Regions from separate parts of the Mus musculus genome. Here regions 1 and 2 are each linked to region 3. A link is a loop called in an ENCODE intact Hi-C map of the cell type or tissue named here. Cell type or tissue: heart. All regions are shown on one strand.

What was found. Hi-C counts contacts between places; a loop is a spot of excess contacts. Peaks named below come from ENCODE experiments on the same cell type or tissue, not always from the same donor. Only the 100,000 strongest peaks of a DNase experiment are listed, where the experiment ranks them.
Region 1: it touches region 3 in a loop (11-fold over the local background); 4 of 42 quality-filtered maps call a loop at or near these places.
Region 2: a loop joins it to region 3, with 2.9 times the contacts of the local background. A loop is called at or near these places in 3 of 42 quality-filtered maps.

The regions. Positions count from the first base shown.
Region 1 is chr10:91,502,851-91,510,850 of GRCm38, reverse strand. No RefSeq gene overlaps it. Among named protein-coding and RNA genes, the nearest start is that of Gm40736, 96 kb to the right of the region's middle. In heart, a CTCF peak has its summit at 3,553; a DNase peak (open chromatin) is centred at 3,620.
Region 2 is chr10:91,293,559-91,301,558 of GRCm38, reverse strand. No RefSeq gene overlaps it. Among named protein-coding and RNA genes, the nearest start is that of 4930534H03Rik, 77 kb to the right of the region's middle. In heart, CTCF peaks have their summits at 3,555 (motif pointing left) and 6,025 (motif pointing left); a DNase peak (open chromatin) is centred at 1,288; H3K27ac peaks cover 964 bases.
Region 3 is chr10:91,440,276-91,448,275 of GRCm38, reverse strand. No RefSeq gene overlaps it. Among named protein-coding and RNA genes, the nearest start is that of Gm40736, 34 kb to the right of the region's middle. In heart, a CTCF peak has its summit at 4,656; a DNase peak (open chromatin) is centred at 4,745; H3K27ac peaks cover 1,903 bases.

The DNA of each region.
Region 1 (8,000 bases), 63 kb before region 3:
GCATATTACCTACAACTTGGATGATCTCTCCATGGGGGTTTGAGTTAAAGCAGCGGAGGAGAGCACTTCTGGGACTCAAGCTGAGATGCTGCAGTTGTAGCCCACACCCAGGGGAAGGCAAGTCCATGTCCACAGACCACGCTTCAGAGTGTTCTAGAGAAATGGGAACGCCAAGGCCTGTGGAAATGCAGACCTCGGCACAGAGTGCTAACAAATCTCCTAGATTTGATATGAATCTCGGGCCTAAATTGTTCTGAAGATTCATTAGTTACTTTTCTCATTGTTATTTAAAAAGGCAGTGTAAAGGAAAGAAAGGGGTTTGGGTTTGGGTTTTTTGGGTTTTGTTTGTTTTGTTTTGTTTTCTTTGTTGTTTGTTTGTCTCACAGTTTTGAGCGTACAGTCCAACATGACACAGAAGCTATCGTGGCAGGAGTCTGATGCCCCAGTTACACTGTATCTGCAATCAGAAGACAGTAATGAATTCTCCTGTTCAGCTCACTTTCTCTTCATTCAGTCCTGGATCCCAGGCCATGGAACAATGCTATCCACACTTGGTGGGGGGTGGGGAGGGCTCTCGCCACCTCAACCAATCCAATGCAGAGACATCTTCACACACAATCCCAAGGGTTTGTCTCCTAGGTAATTCTATATCTTTCCAGTGGACAGTATTAACCACCATACCAGGTGATACTGAAAGGCTTAGTAAAGAAACCACAGAAGAAAAAGTAAACTTAACTGACACCAATTGCCCTCTTAAACTCTGTAGCTGGGAGATCAAGCACAGGTCACACTGTGCTCTGAGAACAGATAATCCACAACGGGTTTCCTTGTCATAGATGGTGGAAAGACACAGTAATGAAGATGACCATCTCACCTACACTGGGACATCTGGAAAGGGACCTAGAGTGACTTAGACAGAGACAGTCCAAGTGTTGAACTGATCCACAGGGCTCTGGTCCAACAACTTGGATCTGTCCCTCAGACACCTTAAATGATAGAATGCCTCCAAATGACACTAGGACTCTAGAGACAGAAGGCAGGATTCAACCTTAACCTTAGTTTCGCTATTCTTTTCCCTGTGTAGCTTCAGCAGATATATCTTAGAACTAAACTCTGCCTCCATAAATGTCTGGTCTGTTTCATATTCTGATCTTTGTCCCAGAGTTAGATATCTGATACACATAAAATAGCATGTAAAACTCTAATATATCCCATGGCATCTGGCCAGAATGCTCACTGGGAGTTCTATTCTGTCCTTCGGGCCCCACTTCCTTCCCTCCACTCCATTGCCTAGCATTGACCCTTATCTCTGCCTCTGTATACCTAAATCTTCTTCATGGGTCTCATGGGCATCTCCAGGAAAAGAACCTGGCTATTCCTCAAAAAGAAAAACATACAATTCTGATATGACTTGGTAATTCTCCTCCTGGGATACGTACAAGAGAATGAAATCCAGGCTTGTTCTCTAGTGTTCATTTCAGTGCTACCTACACCAGCCAGAAAATCCACATCTCCACAGGTTAGCAGATAAGACAAACTTTCCCTTCTTTTCACTGGAAACTGTGAAATCAGCCGGCCACTATGTAGTACTCCACCCCTGAAAAAAAAACCAGATTAGCCTGGGCTCTTCACTCTCCCCTTCACAGATGATAGCCACAACACTCAGATTCCTAGCTGGGTGACATTTTCCAAGTGGCCTACATTCAGCAAGCCAACATTCCCAAAAACAGTAGAGAAAAACACAACTTGTATTTCAAAGAGATAATGAATTAGATGTAAAGAAGAGTCTTCCTTTCACACTCTTCATGGAGTCAAGGAGGTCCACACTGCAATGTTTGGTAACAGCAAATCGGTTGAGGCAGATTTTCAATGGTAACCCAAGATCCTCGCTTCCCGATCTGCGAATTATCCACTGTGGTAACTTAATTTCATGTTTTTTGTCTTAAGGAAGATTTGGATAAATGTTCTAATGCAGTAATTAGCAGCTACATTAATAGCATTGATTTCCCATTATGTGTCCCATTATTTTAATTATATTTCACTTTAAACAATTTTTCAGACTGTAATCTTCTACAAAGATGAGCTTGATACCCCCAACTAACTTCTCTCAATCACACACCCTACACTGGCAATGAGTCATGTGCTATTTAACCTCACATCACACGTTTTTAAAAACTCACTTCACGGAGCCCTGGGTAGATGTCCTCTCTTGAGCAATTACCATCAGGACCCAGAGTCAATGCTGAAGTGATCAAAGCAAGCAGTCATTGAGCAGAGCTCTCGACACAAACAGCCCCTCGACATCCCATTAAGATGCTTGAAATCCCATCTTTAAAGAGCCCTTTGGGGGAATCTTTGGGTGTTTTCTGTCTTTAAAAGAACACATGGAAAATAGCACTTACCAAGAGCATGTAATATGTGCCAGATACTCTGGGATTAAGGCTAACACTTACGTTCCTCTTAGTCTATATTTTAGGCACTGGTATAGAGGTCTTGCATATATTGAGCCATTTAAATTCTTTCACAAAAGAAAATATCTAGGAGATAGACATTATTATCACTTCCATTTTATAAATGAGAAAATTAGAGGTCCCTCAAGATCATCTCATCCAGTCAATGCTAGACACAACCAGGACTCAGGCTCAAGCAATCTGATTCCAGAATCTGGAGCCCTCTTACCCTCTACTGCATTGCTCTCTAATGTAATCTTATTGAACCATCTCATCCAGCAAGTGTTTTGTGTCTGTTCTGACAGGTGAAGATACTGTGATAGGAGAGGTTAAGTAATACAATGCATACAACTAGTCAATGACCCAGGTTTGGCTTAAACCCAGGAATCAGGCTCCCAAGACTTAATTCTTCTCTCATGTCCCAAAAGAATGAATATTTTCATGAGTATGTCGGAGTATGTCCTAAGCAACGGTGAAATAGGAAATAATGCAACAGGCCATGTGGCCTAATCACTAAAGGGATGGGATGGCAGATAGGGAGCCAGCTCACTGACAAAACCACTTCCTTTTCTTCTAGGCCCACAGACTAAATGAAGTACCCAGTAACTCGTGTATGATAGTTAGGGGCAGTGGGATGTGTGAGCTTTAGCAAACAGAGTGTAAGCACCAAACACTGTAGCACCAACCTCTATCTTCTCTCCTCCATTCTGACTTGGAGTATTTAAAAAATATAGATGAGGAAAGATCCTAAGAAGAGAAATCTTGAATTCCCGATAAATCCAACTCAATAGTAGATGGCTGGGCCAGGAGCATATTCGAGGGACAGTGGTGGCAAGAAGTAAACCTGCACTGGGTTATTTAAGGCACTAGAGTTTTACATTTTCTTTTGGAACAACTAGAACTGCAATAAGTAATATAATAACTACAGAGAAAGGTACTGTGCATAATGGGAAATTGATGTGTCTCGGAGTGATAGGTAGAAGATAAATAGAAACCCAAGCCGGAAAACTGGAGATCACATGACCTGTGGCCACAAACTGTCTGGTAGTGTTATCCAGGCAGTAACTTGGAAGTGTGCTTTTACTGTTAATGACATGAGCTACCACCAGAGGTTTAAGTGGCAGAGTGACATGATGTGACCTTATTAGAAGGATCAGTGTGGCCTGAGTGCTGAAAATAAATCAGCAGCCAGAAGCAGAAATAGGGCACCATGAGGCTACTGCCTCTGACCTCAGAAGGTGCGTTCTTGAGCTGAAGGCTCGATCTCTAAGGTCCAGCAAAGCTAACTGTCCTGAGGAATGTTTCAGATCCCCCGAGCCAGCCAAAGATATTAGCAATGGCTTTCGGTCAATGCGTGTCTTGAGAATCGGATTCAATATGGAGAAAGAACATACATACACACAGCATTTAATTTTCTTATATTATATTTGCAGTAAAATGAAATTCCAAGGCTCTCCCATTAATTGCAAAGACTCCCTCCCCACAAAATATATTCTTTTAATGTCTATAGAATTATAACCCCTCAAAAAATTGGGTATGTGAAACTATAAAATCATCCTTTGATGATTACCAACCATAATGAAGACTGAACAATTTCCACATTCACTACACACACACACACACACACAAACACGCACACTTGCTCATGCGTGCACATGCACATACACACACACACACAGAGAGAGAGAGAGAGAGAGAGAGAGAGAGAGAGAGAGATCTCCATCTCCACTGAAATCTTACAGGACACAAGTGCAGGTCCCATGAAACTAGGTAGTTAAAAACAACTTACCCTGATGCTTCCCTAGAATCACAGATCTCCTCTCTCTGTTACACACTCCCTCCCCAAGAAATGCTGGAAATTATATTCCTCTCTGAACACGCTACATCTTTATCTGCCTTTTGAAACCACTGAGTTTCTCGGATCTCTTGTTATCCCTTTTTTAGATATCCAAAATACTAAGCTTGTTGTCCAAGTTTATTGTATCCGTTGTGATACCTATCAGTAAACTCCAGAGTGATTCATTAGGCTCAGGGTAGGATATTTGGGGAAATACAAAGAAGTAAGAATTCTAGCAGTGTTTATTCTTCAGGCCAAACACCCAAATTCCCATCTACCCAGGAGTTAGACGCCACAATACTGTAAGCACTTACCTATTCCTGTAGGGTATTCATCTTTTCCACAACTTGCTCAGATCTGTTACTGATGACACTTACATCTTAGAGGTTCAAGCTTTTGTGGTAAGGGAGAGTTGAAATCTGTTTAAGAGCTGGAGAGGTTAGCCAGGAAGTCACAGTTTTCCTCAGATTGAGGGGAAAGGGCTCCTGTCTAAGTCACCATTCAGATGCTACACATGGCTGCCAGTGCTAAAATGATGCCTTTAAGGTGCTGAGAAACAAGAAGTAAAACAGAACACCCACTGTGTTCCTGTTTACTGAGCATCATTCGGAGGTAGAGTTAGCTGTTATTGAAATAACTTAAACTGTGGAGAAAATATCAAAATAAGCCTATTACACTAGAACCAGCCATTACAGCCAAGGAAATAATACATTAAATCCTTTGAAATGAAGAAATATGGCAAGAGGCACTTAAAAACTGAGTGGTATTTTGTCAATAAATTGCAGCATTAATAGTTCCTTGTTGCTTCTTGCTAAATTCTATATTTCTGACACTCAGAAAGGAATATTGGGAAAAAAATCATATTTATTTTATACAACTCATTAGTAGAAAGGAAGAAAATATGAGGACGTTTTGGTGCTGTAAATGTTTTTTCAGAACGATGGAGCTGGTAATCCTGGAAGAGGTCAGCAGATCAGGAAGAGATGAAGGATTTTAAACTGAATCTTGGGGCGATATGAGTCATCGGCCCATCAGTAAAGGGCAAGTCCTATTTGGGAGACTAAATATCATGCGCAAGGCTGTGATGCCTCTCTTTGATAATGACGGTGCATTTAGACGTCATTTCTTTCTTTCATTATCAGCAGGACGCCAGTGCCATCAATAGTCTTTCACTCCTAACTGATATCTCCTTCCTACAGATGTACCCATTTATTCCCGTGAAAGACCACCTGAATTTACTCCATCAACTAACAATAAACTCAAAGGATCTGAAGGAAATGGCACATTCACGGGCACTCGGCTCTATGGAAGTGGTCTAGCTGATCATTTGCCCCTGTTTTTCAGACCTGCGCCTGCTTGCCTGGTAGTCTAAATATCTTGACTCGGTTACACGTTAATCTGTTGAAGGCAGCTAGAGCCATGACTCAGCTCCCATGTGGCAGCCTCTGCATGTTAAACCAAAATGCAAATCGAGCAGAACATCCCTAATGAGATGGATCGAGCTCATTTCTTTTTCTTTGAATCATTCCTCATATGGTCCCATCGGTTCGGGGCAGTGTTTACATAGCACATGGCCATGGTTAAACTTTATTTTTATTACCCCTGAGCTGCTCCCACGAGATTAGGCAACTTGAAGGCCTAATTCTGAACTCAGGCAGCTTAGAGACACGCGTAAACACTTGTAGAAAATGTTTTCTGCACAACCATTGTGCAGAAAGCAGGGATGTGGTCTTGATGCTCAGGAATCCACCCCACCCCACCCCCATTCTGGTTTTGCACAAAACGACATACAAGTTTCTGCATTCTGGTGTCTTCACACATATGCATCTTTCTTGATTTTTTTTCACTCTGAACACCATTTTCTTTCTGTCCTCAGCCAACAGAAGGAAGATTTATTTTCTCAAGTAAGTAGTTGTCTTACTTGGGCTTCTCCGTAGACCCAAAGACAAAATCTTCCATGAAAGTAACATTATAGAGGGTGAGCTTAGGGCACACCAAGAGCAAAAACAGAGAACTAAGAAGAAAATCAGGCACGGTTGGGGCTTCTCATGGGGATTCTCCTCTGGGTAGCTTAGAACTCTATCCATGACGGACCCTCTGAGAGTCTTGGAAACACCAACCCTTAGCACTTCTGACCTTCCCTGGACACAAATAAACAGAGACACAAAACATCCTCAACAGATCAATTATTTTCTGTGCAAGGCTAGGAGAAGCAATGGAGTGTGATTGAGGACTGCTTCCAAATGCACTGTGAGGCTGGGTGATACCAGTCTCAGATCTGAATTCTGACTTCCTCCTCGCTCACTATGTAACTTAAACTACACCCTAGTTCTAAAGGCCATTTCTCTGTTTAAAGATAAGATTTGTGATATTGATGAAAAGTAAGGATTTAGTGTCAAAATGCAATGTAAGCTCTTAGTGTGGACCTCAGCACCCAGCAAGTGTTCAAGAAACAGTCGTTACTTCTGTTCTTCTTGTTGTCCTCTTTATTAACTAATGATTCAATAGATGTCCTCCACACTGCCCTTCCTACTTTCAGATGGACACAGTAGTTCCTGTGTTCTGCCATCCTGATATGATAGGATAAGAAGCATCGAGACCTATCCATTCTACCATATCTCCTCTTAGATCAGTCTTAGGTACATGCCACCCCTGAGAGCTAGGCACAGGCCAACAATTCTCTGAGAAATTCCAGCTACAAAGTAAGGTATCTGGACAATGAAAAACATATTCATATTCTCTCTCTCTCTCTCTCTCTCTCTCTCTCTCTCTCTCTCTCTCTCTCTCTCCCCCTTCCTCCCTCCCTCCATCCCCCTCCCTCCCTTCCTCCGTCCCTCCCTCCCCTTCCCTCCCTCCCCTTCCCCTTCCCTCCCTCCCTTCCTCTCTCTCTCTCTCTCTCTCTCTCTCTCTCTCTCTCTCTCTCTCTCTCCTCATTCCCCTCCTCCTCTCTTGACCCAAATCTCTTGATAAACTTTAGAGGAAAAAGTCATTTGATAGAGTCTATGGGCAATGGTTGTCATATCTAAAAGATATACTCTGGTTACCGTCAGCCTAAAGCTAAAGGCTTTCTGACCTCCACTCCTCCAACAGAGCTCCAATCCTCTTGAGCTACGGATGATAGAAGCCCCAGTCACACTAACAGCCTTTGTCCCAATCTCCAGACCATTGTTTATAAGAGCTGAAAAGACATGACCTCTGTCATTAAACGGCCCTAATGGCTAAGTAAAAGGGAAAGCATCTCTAAGTTTCAGGATTACTCGTGCATGGGTTACTTTTTTATAATGTTCCCCTTTCCATAATTTAGTCTTACTTTGATTATCTTCTTTGTAAAAAGTAGTAGCAAAGTCAAATAAAACTAAGTTGAATCATAGAAAATAGATTTAAAAAATCAAACAAATAGAAAATGTTAAGTCAAATAAATGGCTTCTTGCACAAGATTGACCTGGTCCAGCCTCGTTATACATAGTGGCATAGTGGTTACAAAATTTTAAAAGAGAATAGTAGAAAAGAAAACAGAAAATCCGTGCTGGCAGGATCACTCACACATGGGTGCTTGGGTTGGTGCCTCCATACCTTTGTGCTTGTGTGGGTAAGGGACTCTCACCAGCCTAGAACTCAATGAGTAGGTGTGTCTCCACCTCCCCTGTGCTATGAGTTCAAGCCACTATATAGGCTGTGACTAGGGGTAGATTTATGTGGGCATGGAGGAGACA
Region 2 (8,000 bases), 150 kb after region 3:
TGTAAACTCAGAAAGAAGAGTGGGTGCCTTGACAAATACAGCAATTTGGGCCTAAGTCCATATTTTCCAGATGAAATGTTGCCTGTCCAGATTCCTATCAGTTTCATTTTTCACCTCGGGGCATTTGAAGACACATGAACTATTTGGTCATTAGAATCGAAGTGAGCAGTGGCTAGGCTGTTTTTAACCCCTGAGGTACTTTCTAGCATGATCGGGGAATACTTGGGTTGTGTGATGGAGAAAGCAACCATAAGATGGACATTTCTGAGCTGTGGAGAAACTCTGCAGGGCTCGAAACTAAAGTTATTTTATCACTCAAAAAAATGGTTCATTTGAGCCAATGGGTTACTGATTTAAAAAAACAGAAGGACGTGAAGATGAGGAGGTAGGGGGTGGGAGTGGATCTGGGGGGAGTTAGGAGGAGGAGCTAAAAGACAGCACAGTCAAAATATTTTGTATTAAATTCTCCAAGAATTTATAAAGTATTTTTAAATGTTTGTCAAATATCTAAAACTCCTCCCTTTCTAGAAGTACTGATAAAGGCATGTCCAGAGTGGACATTTGCAGTAAGTGGTGAATGGGTCACTGTGATAGCAAATCGGAACACAATCATTAAAGTTACAGAAATAGAATTGATCAATTAATGAAGCTCAAATCCTTGAAATCCCTTAGATGAATGCCAATCTGAATAGTTAGACAATTTTTTAAAAGAAGAGAAGGAGGAAGAGGAGAAGGAGGAGAAAGAAAGACAACTAGATATGAATCCATGTAAGTCAACCTGGAAAGTAGATAAGAGACTCAACACAGCCCTCAGCAATTATATGGTGTCCAGTGAGGAAATAAATGAAGACTAACCAAATGAAGGTGTGTACACTCTATTCAGAGGTTGTTACTAAGTAGAGAAGCCAGACACTGCCACAGCATTTGGCAAAACTCAGAGGTAGGCAGGAGAGAAGGAACATTGTATGGAGGGGAAAGAAACAGCTCTATGCTTGCCCATCGGGACGTCTGTTGGCCTAAGGAAGCTGAAGCAGGCTTACTAGAATCATGGTATCTTACATGACTAGTTAGGGATATATATTTGACTTTCCCTGGTTGGTCTTAAACTGGAAGTACAGACAACAATTATGGAAGCTGTCAGACAGTACTCAAATCTCGGCCATTTGGGGCCAATCGTATGATTGTTTGCCTTCCTGGAGCAGCTGATAGAGGAAGTGACCTGACTTCCTGCTAGCCTGAAAGGAGACGGCAGGCTGACTTCCTCTGCTGATTCCTCTAAATGATGGCTCTGTTCTCCCGGCTGGTTGCTCCAGACTGTGAGTCAGAGCTCTATTTTCATACACGGTCTGGCCTTTGTCCTTTCTTAGACTCAAATTCTCACCAGGAGAGCACATTTCTGGAAGATGGGAGCAGTCCTGAAGCCAGTGTACTCCGTGTCCTCCCCTCTCCTCTTGCCATTGGCTAGCTGGGCCAATTACATCACGTTTCTTGACTTCCTTTTAGCTCTCAGTTCCCTTGTGTATAGCATAGACATACAGCAAATGGGTCAGTGGGTAAAGGCACTTACCACTAAGCCTAATTAGCTAAACTCAATCCCGTGCCCCACATGGTAGGAGAGAACAGATTGTTGAAAGCGGTCCTCTGATTCCCACATGCATGTCACGGTATGCACGTGCCAACACATATGCACACACCAAATAAATAAAGAAAGAAATAAATGTAATTTTTAGTGGAGATAAGAGTCTAAAATCGAAATACGGTCTAAATAACACAGTTTCCATAAAAGCTTGGCCTGGTCACCTTGGGGGTGACCAGTCAGTAGCATCTGCTCTACTGCTGCCCCAACTTTAAATCTGTTCACCAGATTCAATGCAACAACTTAACCTAATAAAGGAGATAAAATTCCAGAGAGCAACATTTCAGGAGAAGGCCTATGATGAGGTTTGCTAGGCCATTAAGAATAGATGAGTGGTCCTGGTAATGACAAAAAGATTCATCAGGAAAAGGTATGTGAACTCCAGGGTGGAAAAAATAACACCAGAGAATTGCCTTTAATGTCCTTAATATCTTACGTTTAATAACTAGTCTGTCTGAAATTAAATGTGTTTTCTTATATGGCAGCAACATGAGAGGGTTGCAAGGGAACCGGGCATAAGGTAGAGAAGGGGTGGTTCCGTGAGTGCCTGGTTGGATGACTCTTGGACAGCACAAGCTAAGATTCAAGAGAAGCCTTGTGTCCTATGTGACTGGCAAGGGGTGTTCATTTGGCTGTGCTGTGAAGTGCTAGATGCAATCATCAGACTCACAAAGAAAGGAAAGGGGAAGGGAAGGGAGAGAAAACAATCTGCAAAGTTGAAAGTTACAGAAAAAAGAAAAAAGAATGCTGTAAAAACTTCATAACAGCCTCAGAGACAGGCACTCCATGACAGGCAAGAAAACCATGGAGCAGAGGGCACGAACCTTATGGGCAGTCAGAATTCAAGGGAAGGCTTAGCAGCTAAGTAGAATTTGGAGAGGGGTGACGGTAAAGGGGAAAAGATGAAAGAGCAAGAGAGGGGAGGGGAGGGGAGGGGAGGGGAGGGGAGGGGAAGGGGAAGGGGAAGGGGAAGGGGAAGGGGAAGGGGAGGGGAGGGGAGGGGAGGGGAGAAGAGAAGAGAAGAGAAGAGAAGAGAAGAGAAGAGAAGAGAAGAGAAGAGAAGAGAAGAGAAGAGAAGAGAAGAGAAAGAGAGGGGAGGGAAGAGAAGAGAAGAAAGAAAGAGAGGGGAGGGGAGAGAAGAGAAGAGAAGAGAAGAGAAGAGAAGAGAAGAGAAGAGAAGAGAAGAGAAGAGAAAGAGAGGGGAGGGGAGAGAAGAGAAGAAAGAAAGAGAGGGGAGGGGAGAGAAGGGAAGGGAAGGGAAGGGAAGGAAGGAAAGGGAAGAGAATTTGAATGTTTTCCTTCAAAGCACAGAGATATAGACGTGTGGTTATAGTAATGAAAAGCTTTTAAAAATCGGTAGCAGCAAGAAAAAGTTCATATGCCTCAAAGTTCATGTTCAGTCTTCCCTGTTAGCTATTGGCATCATCTATTTGAACACTTAGGGGACAGTTGTATTTTTTATATTAATTGTAAGTTTCTCTAAAGTGTTAAGTCATTTTCCTGTGGGAGAAGGTGCTTTCCAAAGGCTTCTGTTTTTAGCAAAGGGCTCTGTTTTTAACAGAACCAAACTTGAAGCTGTCATCCCCCACCCCCACTCCCACCCCATCCCGCAAAGATCCTAAGGACTTCGGCTAAGCAGCTCACACTGAGACAACCTTCATTCAGACAGCCTGGGTTTGTGAGAAAGGAAAAGAAACGTTCGGTTGATTTAATGAGAAGGCCTGTACCTTCTGGAGTGTGCAAGTTGCTAATAAATTGCATTTCTTCCTTTTATAAAGTACATTGCTAGTGTGGTGTTTTGGTTTGTGGTTTATGATAGGTGATATAGTTTCAAGGTTTGAATATGGGTTTCATTAATCCTTAATTCATCCCTCTAACAGAAAGGATGGAACTGGCTACCCTTGGTGCACAGCGCCCTCTAGTGGATGAAATAAAGTCTCTTATTTTGCATAGCTTAAGAGAATCCTATGGCTGCTAAATAGCAAAAGCAGACTCTCCCGGCCCTGTATAGGGGAGATTCTGACTGTATACACCGTCTGAGAATACAAAAGGAGGTCACACATACCTAAAGTGATCTGAAAGACCCAGGCCCTCACAGTAAAGGATAAAAGGCTCAGGACTTCCGCGACTATACATTTGTTAAAAATCTGAGGATGGCAGCCTAAGGCTGTCTGCACTCAGAAGTCTAACCAGAGAACTAAGGTAGACAGACAAATTTAATTTCACCATACGGGTGCAGGAATTCAAACAGAGCCACGGTGGCTTAAAGAAAATGATGTCACACACTTGATATTTACAACAGCTCCCGAGGTTAGACCCTTCTCACTCAGCCTGCCAAGCCACCAAATTGTAAAATGTATAGATCCCAACAAATGGGTGCTTGAAGGGATGGAAAGTTGATCTAGATAAACGGCTTCTACATGGTGGGAAGGAAGGAAGGAAGGAAGGAAGGAAGGAAGGAAGGAAGGAAGGGAGGGAGGGAGGGAGGGAGGGAGGGAGGGAATGAAAACCTATTCACAAGAGCCAGAAAATGGAGTCAGCCTTGGTTTTCATCAGCAGATGAATTCATATAGAAATGAATAATCTATAGACAGTGGAGTTACGTTCAGTCATGAAGAATGACATTATTTCATTTAGGAAAATATATGGGGCTGAAGGTGAAGCAAGACTTGGAAAGACCAACACTACTTGCTTTCTCTCATGAACAGAAGACCGTGAATGTTTTAAAGCAAGCCTAAGAGTGGGAGGAGGTGTTTGAGTTGAGAAGGAGTCCTGGGGGTGGGGGAAGGAAGGATTCAGGAAGGTGATGGAAGGGTAGATGTAATCAAAGCACATTATACAAACGTATGAAAATGTCATCATGAAATCCTCTATTTTGTGTAATTAGGATACAGTAATGAAAGCTTAACTCGCCAGATTCTCTTCTCCTCCTCACCAACCGACAGTTCTAGCAAATAAAGTTTCACCCATCCATGATTGGTCCTTTACACACTGACCATGGGTGTTCCTGAACTAAAAGGGCACAACTGAGTAGTGAGAAAATAAAGGAGACAAAGTCTAAAACACTTGCCACAGTGAGCTTTATGCAAAAAAAAATCAGCATCAACTCTAAATGATGGAGGGATGCTTGAGAGAAAGCAGCACGGAGTGATTTTCCCCTTGCTATGTGAAGGCTGTGTCATGCAAAAAAATGAAATAAGCCTCCTCATCTCAAACCACTGTGGTTTTGCCACACCAGCGTCTGAATGTGACCTGAGGAGGCACAGAGCAAAAGGACCTCCAACAAGAACAGGGGAGGATAGATCCAGAATCCAGGACACCTTCAAAGGAGCCCTGCCAACATCAGTGAAGGGGGGATATGCAAATTCAATGTCACCGTCACTGCTCTCTCACCAGTCGGGGAGTACACATGATCCCCACATGCAAATGAGACTATTTATCTGTTAAGCCAGACAAAGACAGGATACCCCCACCATCTCCAGATGAATTAATTTCCGTATCTCAGGAAGTCCCAGCCAGCTTTAATCAGAAACTAGTTTTTTGTTTCATGAGAAAATGGAAGAGGCTCATTGCATCCGATCCCAGACACACGTTGATAAATTCCTAAGCTTGGACTCACACCCTCAGGAGGGATACACTTCCATCGCCTTCCCGGCTCCTGAATCAGAGGCCGAACCTGATTTTGTGACCTTCATCCGTCCGCCAGCCCTTGTAGGTCATGTCCACCTGATAGAACCTTAGAACTGTCGTCGTCGTCGTCCCGTCTCACCCCCCCATCCCCACCCCCGCTGGTTAAGAAGGAAGTCAACGTAAATAAATGCAACTTTCCAGGGCATATAAAATGGTAGTAATCACAATCTCTGCCACACAATCTCTGCAGTGAGGGAATCGAGGGGGACAGAGAAGGCAAGGGCTGGATAGAGCCGATTGCCTTGGGCAGCATCTCCCATCCCTAGGGAACGCTTTTCACAGACCCACGGGATTGAACGCTCACACCACCCAGGTGCTAGTTGGAAGCTTAGAGAAAAAGAAATGTTCCCTGCCTGCTTCTGTCAGCTGCCAGCACAAAAAATACAGCTCTCCCCTCAAAAAAAGATACTGTTTATTCTGAAGCCGAAGGTGAGTTCCATAGCCTGGGAACACAGATTCAACGTGCTCCGAATTCCATGTTCCAGCATGGTGCCAGTCTCATGAAGTTTTTATAATAGCAGGACAAAAGAAAGTCATATATCAGAGCACTTAAAAAAAAAATACGGGCTGGAGAGATGGCTCAGAGGTTAAGAACATTGGCTGTTCTTTCAGAGGTCCGTGAGTTCAATCCCCATCAACCGCATAGTGGCTCACAGCCATCTATAATGAGATCTGGTGCCCTCTTCTGGCCCACAGAAATACATGCAGGCAGAACACTGTAACATAATAAGTAAATAAATAAATCTTTTTTTTTTTTTAACTATAGGAAATATCAGGTTAGGCGTGTTACAGCAAAATGGGGACATCTCTACCATGGGCCTCGGGTGACGCTCTTAGCCTATGGGTCCGTGGAAGCTGAGAGTCAGTTAATCCGGAAAGAACTGCACCAGGATAGGAATTCGGTCAAACACAGAGGTGGGCAAAGAATGGTATTGAGGGAATCTAAGACAAAGCTAGGAAGGTTTGGCTCCAGAGCTGCAGCATTCGAGTCTTCGCACAGTAAAGCTTTTCCTCAGGCAACCTTGTACATCCATCACATAAGTGTGGCTTCTTTTTCCTGTAGACTTCAGTTCACACAGCCAGGGCACCACATCTAACTGGACTAAACAGCTCCTTTAGAGGTGGCTCCATGAGCCGTTGAAGCTGACAGGCATGAGGAACCTCTTCAAGGTCACTGCCGACAAAAAAAAAAAAAGGGGGGGGGGGACTGCAAAGAGGAAGGCCTCTATGGACCCAGGAGCCGAGTCAACTGAGGTTGGAGGTAGGGTGGATTGGGTGGTATTAAGTCAGTCTTGATGGCATTCTGTAAAGTACCTCTATCCACCTGGCTCTGTGGGCTTCTTCTGCCCTGGACTGTCTTGTTCAGATCCAGCTCTGAAGGCAAACCTTTCTAACATAGAACGCCACAGAGTCAGCTCTGTACAGGCTCAGAAACTAGAGGGATGGGGAGGAAATGTATTTTCTTTTCCTTTCTTTATTTTATTTTATTTTATTATTTTCTCATTGGTTCCAACCTTCTGTGAGCTTCCGGGTTCAGTAGGTAGAAATTAACTCTTCACTGTCTTTGGGGAAAATAGGTGCCATAGAATGAAACCAGAGCCTAGAGAGGTGACTCCGCAGTTAAGAACACATACTGTGCTTTCTGACGCTTCAAGTTCATTTCCCAACACCTCCATCAGGCATCTCACAGTTTGTAGCTATGGTTCTAGGGGGGATCCAATACCCATGGCTTCCATAGGCACCTGCGTCCATGTGCACATACCACCCCCATCACACACATACATATACATATATATGTGTGTGTGTGTGTGTGTGTGTGTGTGTGTGCGCGCGCGCACACACACACACACAATTAAAAATAAAGGTAAATCTATTTTAAAAAGAAAAACCAGAGTGTGAGGCTTTGCAATGGTTCAACAAAGTCCAGCACGTTGGCTTTAGCAACTGCGTGGGCTTCTTCTTATTCACAAATGACTTCTAGCTATGCAGTTGCTGAACATATAAGAATAACAAGAGTTTAAAACATTTTTGTTGCCTTAAAAGTGAAATCAAGACCACCAGCAAATGAAGGATAACTGTTCTATCTACAACCTATATTAGGGGAGGAATAATACAACTACCCTACTCCAGACAGCATACGAGATGATGACCATGAGTGAACATGCCAGAGGAGACCCGGCGATCTTAACTGACATGCAGTGTAACAGAAGAATAGTATGTGTGTGTGTATGTGTGTATATATACATGTATTATGTACACATATATGTATTTTACCATACATACACATACATATGTTTATATACATATATGAATATGTATATGTGTGTGTGCATGTGTACATATCAGAGAAAAATGAATAGTTTCCATAGATGTAGGTACTGTTTTATTTAATAAACTTTACCGAATACTTTTAATGCACCATGCATTGTTCTAGGGACTAAGAACCCATAGACTTTAGTCCACGGCCACATTATCTAACTCGAGCTAAGAACCATTTATACACTTTTAAAACAAGGAATAGTACTTTTCTCTTTTTTTGTTTTGGTGTTTGTTTGTTTTTTGTTTTTCAAGACAGGGTTTCTCTGTGTAGCCTTAGCTGTCCTGGAACTCTGTAGACCAGGCTGACTTCAAACTCAGAGATCGGCCTCCTGAGTGCTGGGATTAAAGGTGTGCA
Region 3 (8,000 bases):
AGGACTTTGTAGCTGGGTCAGGGCTGCGGAAGTCTGGGGCAAGGTTGCTAAGGTAACGAATCTGTCCGAAGACTTCTCTCAGCATCAGCCTTTCATCTTGTTAAATGTCTATAAGCAAGCACCGTGAGGAGAATGCTAATATAGCAGATGACAGGGACAATTGTGTGGAGGTATTTCCAAGCCTGTTAGGTAGGTATGTGTTTCAGCTCTTTTCTAGGACTACAACAGTATTGTGTGGGCTTAGTGATGTTCACGGAAATGAGTTAAATTATCCTGGGTCCATCTACTGTTTACATTAACATGAAATACATACACAGTGCTACAAAGCAGGCTTTAATTCAACAATACACATTGGTTGAGTGCCTGCTTGGTACCTGAAATCATTTCTCACTATAATATGCAAGCCTGCGAAGAATTAAATTCTAAAGAAGATGAAGCTTAGCCTGCCGTCCAGAGAATCTAGATTCAGTCAGACGGAATAACTTCAGTTTTTGTGTTGGAGGTGGCACCGAGGTGGTATGTATCTCAAAGTACACAGGGCATCAAAGACTAATGAGATTATGTCAAAAAGGCATCACCATCTTGACCAGTTCCCTCTGGTCTGGAATGGGACAATTTGAACATTAAGAATAATAATGACAATAATGTATTGGTGCAAGTTAAATATATAAAATTCCATGAATTCATAACTATACTTAAAAGATAGTTCCTGGCAACTAGCAGAGGTCACTAAGATCATTACTGAAATTTACAAATAATGTCAAAAAAATGACACAAATCTCTTTCTTTTCTTTATGCCTTGCAGTTCTTTATAATCAAATAAAATACAGTTTGTGAGAACAGGCTCTTTTTTTTTTTCAGATTATCTTTACAAAAGAAGTGATGTGACTGAGGAGATGGCTCAGTCTGTAAAATTCTTGATATATAAATGGAAGGATCTGATTTGCTTCCCTGGCACCTGAGTAAAAAGCTGGGTACCATAGCACATGGCTACAATCATAGCAATGAAAGACAAAGACAGGATGGTCCCTGGGGCTTGCTGTTCAGGCAGCAAAGCCAAATCAGTGAGCTTCGGGCACTATGAGAGACCCTGTCTCAAAGTGTGAAGTGAAAAGAGATCAAAAAGGACATCAGCATCCTCCTCTGGGCTCTGAAAACAGGCGCATACCCTCATGTATGTGTGCAGAGGCATGCACACAGGCGCGTGTGCGTGCATGCGCGCATGCGCGCGCGCACACACACACACACACACACACACACATACTCAGGATTTTGTGACTCTTAATGAAATGATGAGTCTTGACAAAATGCATCCACGAATGTCAAAACTGGTAAGAGAAGTACCCATGGGAAATTTGGGGTGGTAAAAAGATAATGTTGACAACCCCAGAACATTCTAATCACTATCATTTAAGATGAAACCATCAGACACAGGATACTTATTGGTGTAACACTTGGTAGAAGTACACACATCATCTGGAAAGTAGTTTTGCTTGTAAATATTGAGCCTGACTTTAACCAGTTCTTTAGTCCTGACTACTAAGAAGAGAATCAAAGCTAGACAACAACAAAATCCAGAAATTGGGACATTTTAAAAACAAATGACCTAGTTTCTCCAATGAATCAGTAGTATTTAAAAAAAAATAACTACTTTGAATCAAACCTTTAAGAGACAGGTATAATGGGTGGAACTTTTTGGATCCTGAGTTGGATAAACCTAATTAAAAACAAAATATGCAAAACAGAGAGAAAATAATATAACAGATTTGTATGATATAAAATCTTCTGTTGTTTGTGTGTTCTATGACTAAATTTATTGATTATGTTTAGTATGCAAACATGCATACTCAAGTGTTTGCACATGAAATTAAATGGTAGCAGTATTTTGCTTTAACATATCAGGGGGGAAACAGAGACATTGACTCAAACAAGATTGGCTACATATTTATAACTGGAGAAATTCTGGAAACAAGACACCTATGGAAAACTGTGTTTGAATTACAGTGTGGAAACAGCCTGGATTACAATTCTGTGGCTTAAATTACAGCGCTGTGAGCTTCGATATTGAGAGAACCAGAGGGTCCTGTCTATTGTTTATGTAAAATGTGTTTGCTTCAAACAAGAGTCTATGTATATGGAACAGCCGAACTGGTGAGTTTAAAAGTTTATATTCATGCTAGTTTTATTCAGTTCTTAAGGAATCTCTAGACTTTAAAACTTGCCTTTATCTAGAAATGGGAACAGAAAAAGAGTTTGGCTTGGTGAAAAACATTGGCCCAATGTAGCATCAATGCTTTGGGATCTCTGTGGACACACAATGTAACTGTGATGAGTAACTCTAATAGTCCCATGCTGTCTACTTCTTTGGCTCCTACCAAGCACTCATGAGTGATACTCAGGCCTCTACAACCAATCAAAAATGTGATAGGCTACAAGACCAGAACCATTCTTCTTATCAAGGTAAAGTGAAATTTCAGAATAAATGCTCATGAGTTGTTTATATAGGAACAAAATTTTGTAAAGAATTAACCTGTGTGTATAATGACTTTGTTAATATATAAGGCTCTAATAAATCAGTAAAAATATGAACACCCTGTTAGCAAAGTAGGCAAAGTACACAAAAGAGAGAGAGATAAAAATAACCAGTTCTGGAAGGCCCCACATGCCCCCAAAAGAGCACAGAATGTTTGCATTGATCTCGGCTGTACACCAGAACTAACCATATTGTTGAAGATATCACAGTTTCTTAAAGAAATTAATCTGAAGTTTAATAAACTGAAAGTGTCCTCCCTGATGGCTAGCTTTTATAGTACAGAAGGTACTACACAAGTAGCTCAGAAAAATAAGTGATAACATGGTATGATAGTGTCATGATTGTCATGGGGACAACCAACAGATCTTGGGTGGATCTGAGAATGGCCCCTCCATGGACTGGAGTTCGTGCCTGGTGCTGTGGACCTGTTAAGTGCCCATGGCTGAGATCATAGGACCCAGGAGGGCTAAACCTGCTGCTTTCATTTTGCTAAGAGAACATGTTATTAAACTACCTTAAAATAATTAGGTGTAGATCCATAAGCATGTGCTGCTCTCCACCTTGATGGGGGAAGATTCCTTTTGCAAAAAAATGATAGCTAACACAAAGACTCATGGCTGCTCAAGGTGCTAAGAATAAGAGACTGTAGAGTGGTCATCTGTAAATGAGACCTCCGAGGTGTAGACAGAAAGAACATAAGAGCTAGATGATGAAGAGAAGAGCTAGGAGATCCTATCTTCTGGGTATGACCACTGTAATCATAGGAGCTGAAATAGCCTACACTAGGTCTGCATAAGACTGAGCCTGTCAACATCCAGTCATGGGAGGGGAAGGGGGCTCACAGACTCTGCAGGAACTATTGGCCACTGGGGATCTGTAGAACAAGAGAGTAATCATGGATGAGTTGACCACACTCCTACACTCATGAAGTTGGCCTTCACAGTGGGTCACAAGAGAAAGAGATATGAACGTGGGGGATAGAATTATGGCATTGTTGGAAGGATGGGGTGATGTCAGAGGAAGGAAAGGGATATGAGGGTGTAAGGGACATGTACGATCCAACTGCATAAAATACATATATAAAACTGACAAAAATAAATTCAATTTAAAAGAAAGTTATAAATGATCAGCAGACTTTTCTTTCAAATGCTGGAGATCAAGCTCAAGTTTCTACTAAATTCAAGTAAGTGCACTACCACGGAGCTACCATTCAGTCCATTCAAATTCGTTCTAATATTGAAAATACCAACCCTGGTAATAATCAATTAATGAAAAACCAAGATAAGCAAATACCATTCATTCTATTTAACTGGCAAATAATTTTAATAACAAACAGTATTTTTCTATAATAATAAAGGGTCTTTCTCCTAAGAAGTAGTTTTAAAATTGGCTCAGCACTTCCAAAGGTCAACTTGTCAGTATGTATGAAAATTATTATCTTGAAAAATGATCATTTGACTTCTCTACGTTGATCCAAGAGAAATAATGAAAGATATTAATGGCTATTTAGATAGAATATAGTCTATCCTAGCATTTCTTACAGTAGTAAAACATGTATGTGTGTATAACATATAACATGTATGTGTACATAACATGTACGTGTGTATGCATATATATATATGCATATATAATAAACTAGATATCCAATAGCTGAATTTAGTTCAATAAATGTTAAGTAAATAGACTACTATGTTGTCACTGAAGATACCCATACAAATAAGTAATTATCCAAAAATATGTTTATATTGTACTGCTTATATTTAAAACAAGGTAATTAGGAATATGTATCAGCTTTGTTATATAAATATATACCAAATATTTATCAAAATTAACTTACTAAAAATGAAAATGTACACCCTCCTTAATTAACATGAATGTAATTATTTTTATTTTCCTATGTATTTGCCAATATCCTTTACAGCTTTTAAAAGCAAACACATAGGACAAGAACTGTGCTTTTAAAATCAAGAAGAACTTTCCAAGCAGTAACTTCTACTATTCCAACTGTGCCCAATTGTTCTTTTACTCTATCTGGGTTTATTGTACCCTATTTCCTCCCTGATGGAGCATAAGCAGGAAGCTTCCACCCTGCAATTTCTACCTGCTGGCGCCACCAAGAGCCCTGGAATGCAGACTTGCTGAGAGCCGGTGACTAAGTGTGGAAAGCCTTTATCACTCAGGTTGCTATACTTAGTGCTTCATTTTACCTCAGGACAATTCCAGCTGTATCAGCCACTCTAGTTTCAGTGCCTGTCTGAAACTAAAACAGCCAACACAGAGCCCTGTGCCCTTTCATTCCCTGCCAGTGGTCCTCTACCAGAAATAGCCTGCCACCAAAAGACTGGTCCACCTAACCTGACTTTCATCCCAATGAATGTTTAACCTACTGGTTACAATTTTTTCATAACCTCAGTGCTTCTATATCCGGGGCAGATCTATATAATCTCTTAAATATATCCATTTGGTCTCTTTTTTTCCATAATTCTTAAGTTTCCTATAAGCCTAAGCGATACTAGATTAAATGAAATTCAACCCATTTCTTTTATTATTTCTTGTTGATTTGTATGTGCATGTGTGTAGCAATGCCCATGTGTGTGAGGGTGCATATATGTATGTCAAAACATGGGGACCACCTGCCATTCCTAAGGAGACATCAACCTTTTCTCTTAATTAAGGTCTCCCATTGGCCTGGGGCTTAACAATGACAGCTAGCCAGCAAGCCCTAAGGATCCACCCAAGTCAGCCTCTACAGAGCCAAGATTACAAAAGCATACCACCATGCCTGGCTCTTTTACACGAGTTGCTCACCTTTTCTACATAGTTTCTGAGGTCTGATGTCATCAGTGAGAGCAAGCACTTACAACTAGGCTATCTTCCTGATGCCCAAATCAGTATCTTACTGTGTTATGTGTAATATCAGAGCTTCTGCTAATGAGTGTTCACTATGAGTTTCCATGGATAAATTTCCAAAGATAGTCAGTATGGCTTTCTCAAGCTTGTTAAGCACAGAACCCTGACTTCACAGGTCACCTTGATGAAGAGTTTTAGAGGCTGGGAGTATAGCTCAGGTAGAACACTCGCCTAGCATGCACAGGGCCCTAGGTTCAATCTCCAGCAATCAGAAACAAAGCCTTCCCATTTACAAGGTGTGTACCTCTGCATTGCTTAATGTTATGCATCTGAGAGTATGAGACTCTTCAGAGGAATCACAGATAACTAAGCTAATTGAATGCAATGATCACCACACAAAGTACTCAGTAAACAGCTGATAAAGCCATGACAGAGGGCATGTTCTTATTTGCCCCTCCACAACATGGTTCAAGCACATAGTATCCTCATGTTACCAGAGAGAAAACACAGACCAGGCACATTAAGTGGCTCAGACAAGATCAGGGTGGGTTAGGGATATAGCTGGGACCAGAAACCAGACTCAAGTTTAATATTTCTATTCTATTTTTTGTTGTTGTTTCTTTATTTCCTTTTTTGAGACAGAGTTTCTATGTGTGTAGCTCTGGCTATCCTGGAACTCGTTCTGTAGACCAGGCTAGCCTCGAACTCAGAGATCCACCTACTTCTGTCTCCCAAGTGCTGGGATTAAAGGCATGAACCACACTCACATGACCACATAGCCCAGGATCCCATCCAAAGTTAACTTCAGATATTCTGTTCCATTTAATCCAGGCAAGGTAAGGTCTTGTTTTGTTCTGTTGGGATTTGGAATCTGGAATTTGAATTTCTCTCTGTGTAAAAATCATCCCCAAAATTTTAATCTTCTGTAATTTATGCTTCTGCTAATGATTACTGAACCATGAATTACAACCATAAGTGAATTCTGCATGGTATCAAGTATGAGTAATTAAGATTTACTTATTTATTTTGTGTGTACGAGTGCTCTATCTGCATGTCAGAAGAGAGCATTAGAGCACATTATAGATGGTTGTGAGCCACCATGTGGTTGCTGGAAATTGAACTCAGGAAGAGCAGCCAGTGGTTTTTATCAATGAGCCAACTCTCTGGCCCCCAAGTATGACAGATCAATAAAGACCTTGGCTATGATTTGCTTATTGAGAGAAGGGTACTGTATTAGTCAGGGTTCTCTAGAGTCACAAAACTTATGGATAGTCTCTATATAGTAAAGGAATTTATTGATGACTTACAGTCTGCAGCCCAATTCCCAACAATTGTTCAGTAGTAGCTGTGAATGGAAGTCCAAAGATCTAGCAGTCTCACACAGCAAGCAGGCGAAGGAGCAAGAGCCAGACTCCCTTTTTCCAATGTCCTTATATTGTTTCCAGCAGAAGGTGTAGCCCAGATAAAAGGTGTGTTCCACCATACCTTAAATCCTGGATGACCTTGAACTCAGAGATTTAATCTTCTGGAATCCATAGCCACTATGCCTCAAGATCTCCATGCCAAGATTCAGATCAGAAACTTCTATCTCCAAGTCTCCATATAAGGGTCACTGGTGAGCCTTCCAATTCTGGATTGTAGTTCATTCCAAATATACTCAAGTTGACAACCAGGAATAGCCACTTCAGGTACTCTAGATGTTGAGAAGGTTTGTTTCAGTGACAATTCCAGGCAGGAAGGGTCACCAGCTGGTAAGAAGGCTGGAGGTTTCCTCCTGAATAGACAACAGCCAGAATGTAAAGATGAAAGCTGGGTGCAGATCCCGCAGGGACACCACAGCCACATTTTTTGCCTCAGCCATAAGCCCATGGTGCTCAAGGCTGCACGTCAGAAAGTTAAATACAAAATGAAAGCAGACTGGCTAATGCCCTAAATCATGAAGTCCCCTAAGAGGCTCAGGCTCCATGGATGAACAACAGAACCTAAAGAATAGCCATTGTCTAGCACTGACTGTTTACTCAGCTGTGTGAGCTTGTAGCTACCACTGGCTTCCAGAAGAGGACAGGGATGGCCATCAGAACGTCCTCAGATCAGAAGTCAGAGACATGAATTAGACCCCTGCTTCTTCTAGGATAGTTCAGTCAAGTAACTTAACCTCTTTGAATCTGCATGTACAAAATGAGATTAAGAATGTCTTAGAGACTGATTTCAAGATGGTGGCAGCTGCTGGCACCCAACGGACCACAGAGCAGCTCCAAGGAGCCTGAAGGACCCTCGGAGGTGTCAGGAAGAGACGCAGAAGCAGAGGGTGAGTCTGAAGAGTGTGCAGTATCTCTGGAATAATTAATTAACTAATTAATTAATAAGAAAATAAAACGTGATCTCATCAAATTGGAAAAAAAAGATGGCAGAGCAGAGCTTCTCAAAAAAAAAAAAAAAAAGCAAGATTGGAGTCACAGTGGAGGTGACAGGTATAGGAATATGACCTCAGAGGACAAAGGAACATGTCATTGCTGAGTAGGGCTAGTCCACTGCCTGCCAGGAGGCTTGGGCAATGAGTCATCGAGCAGAATGGAGCCACTATTGCTGCAGCTCTCAATATTTGTCCCACTGGAGG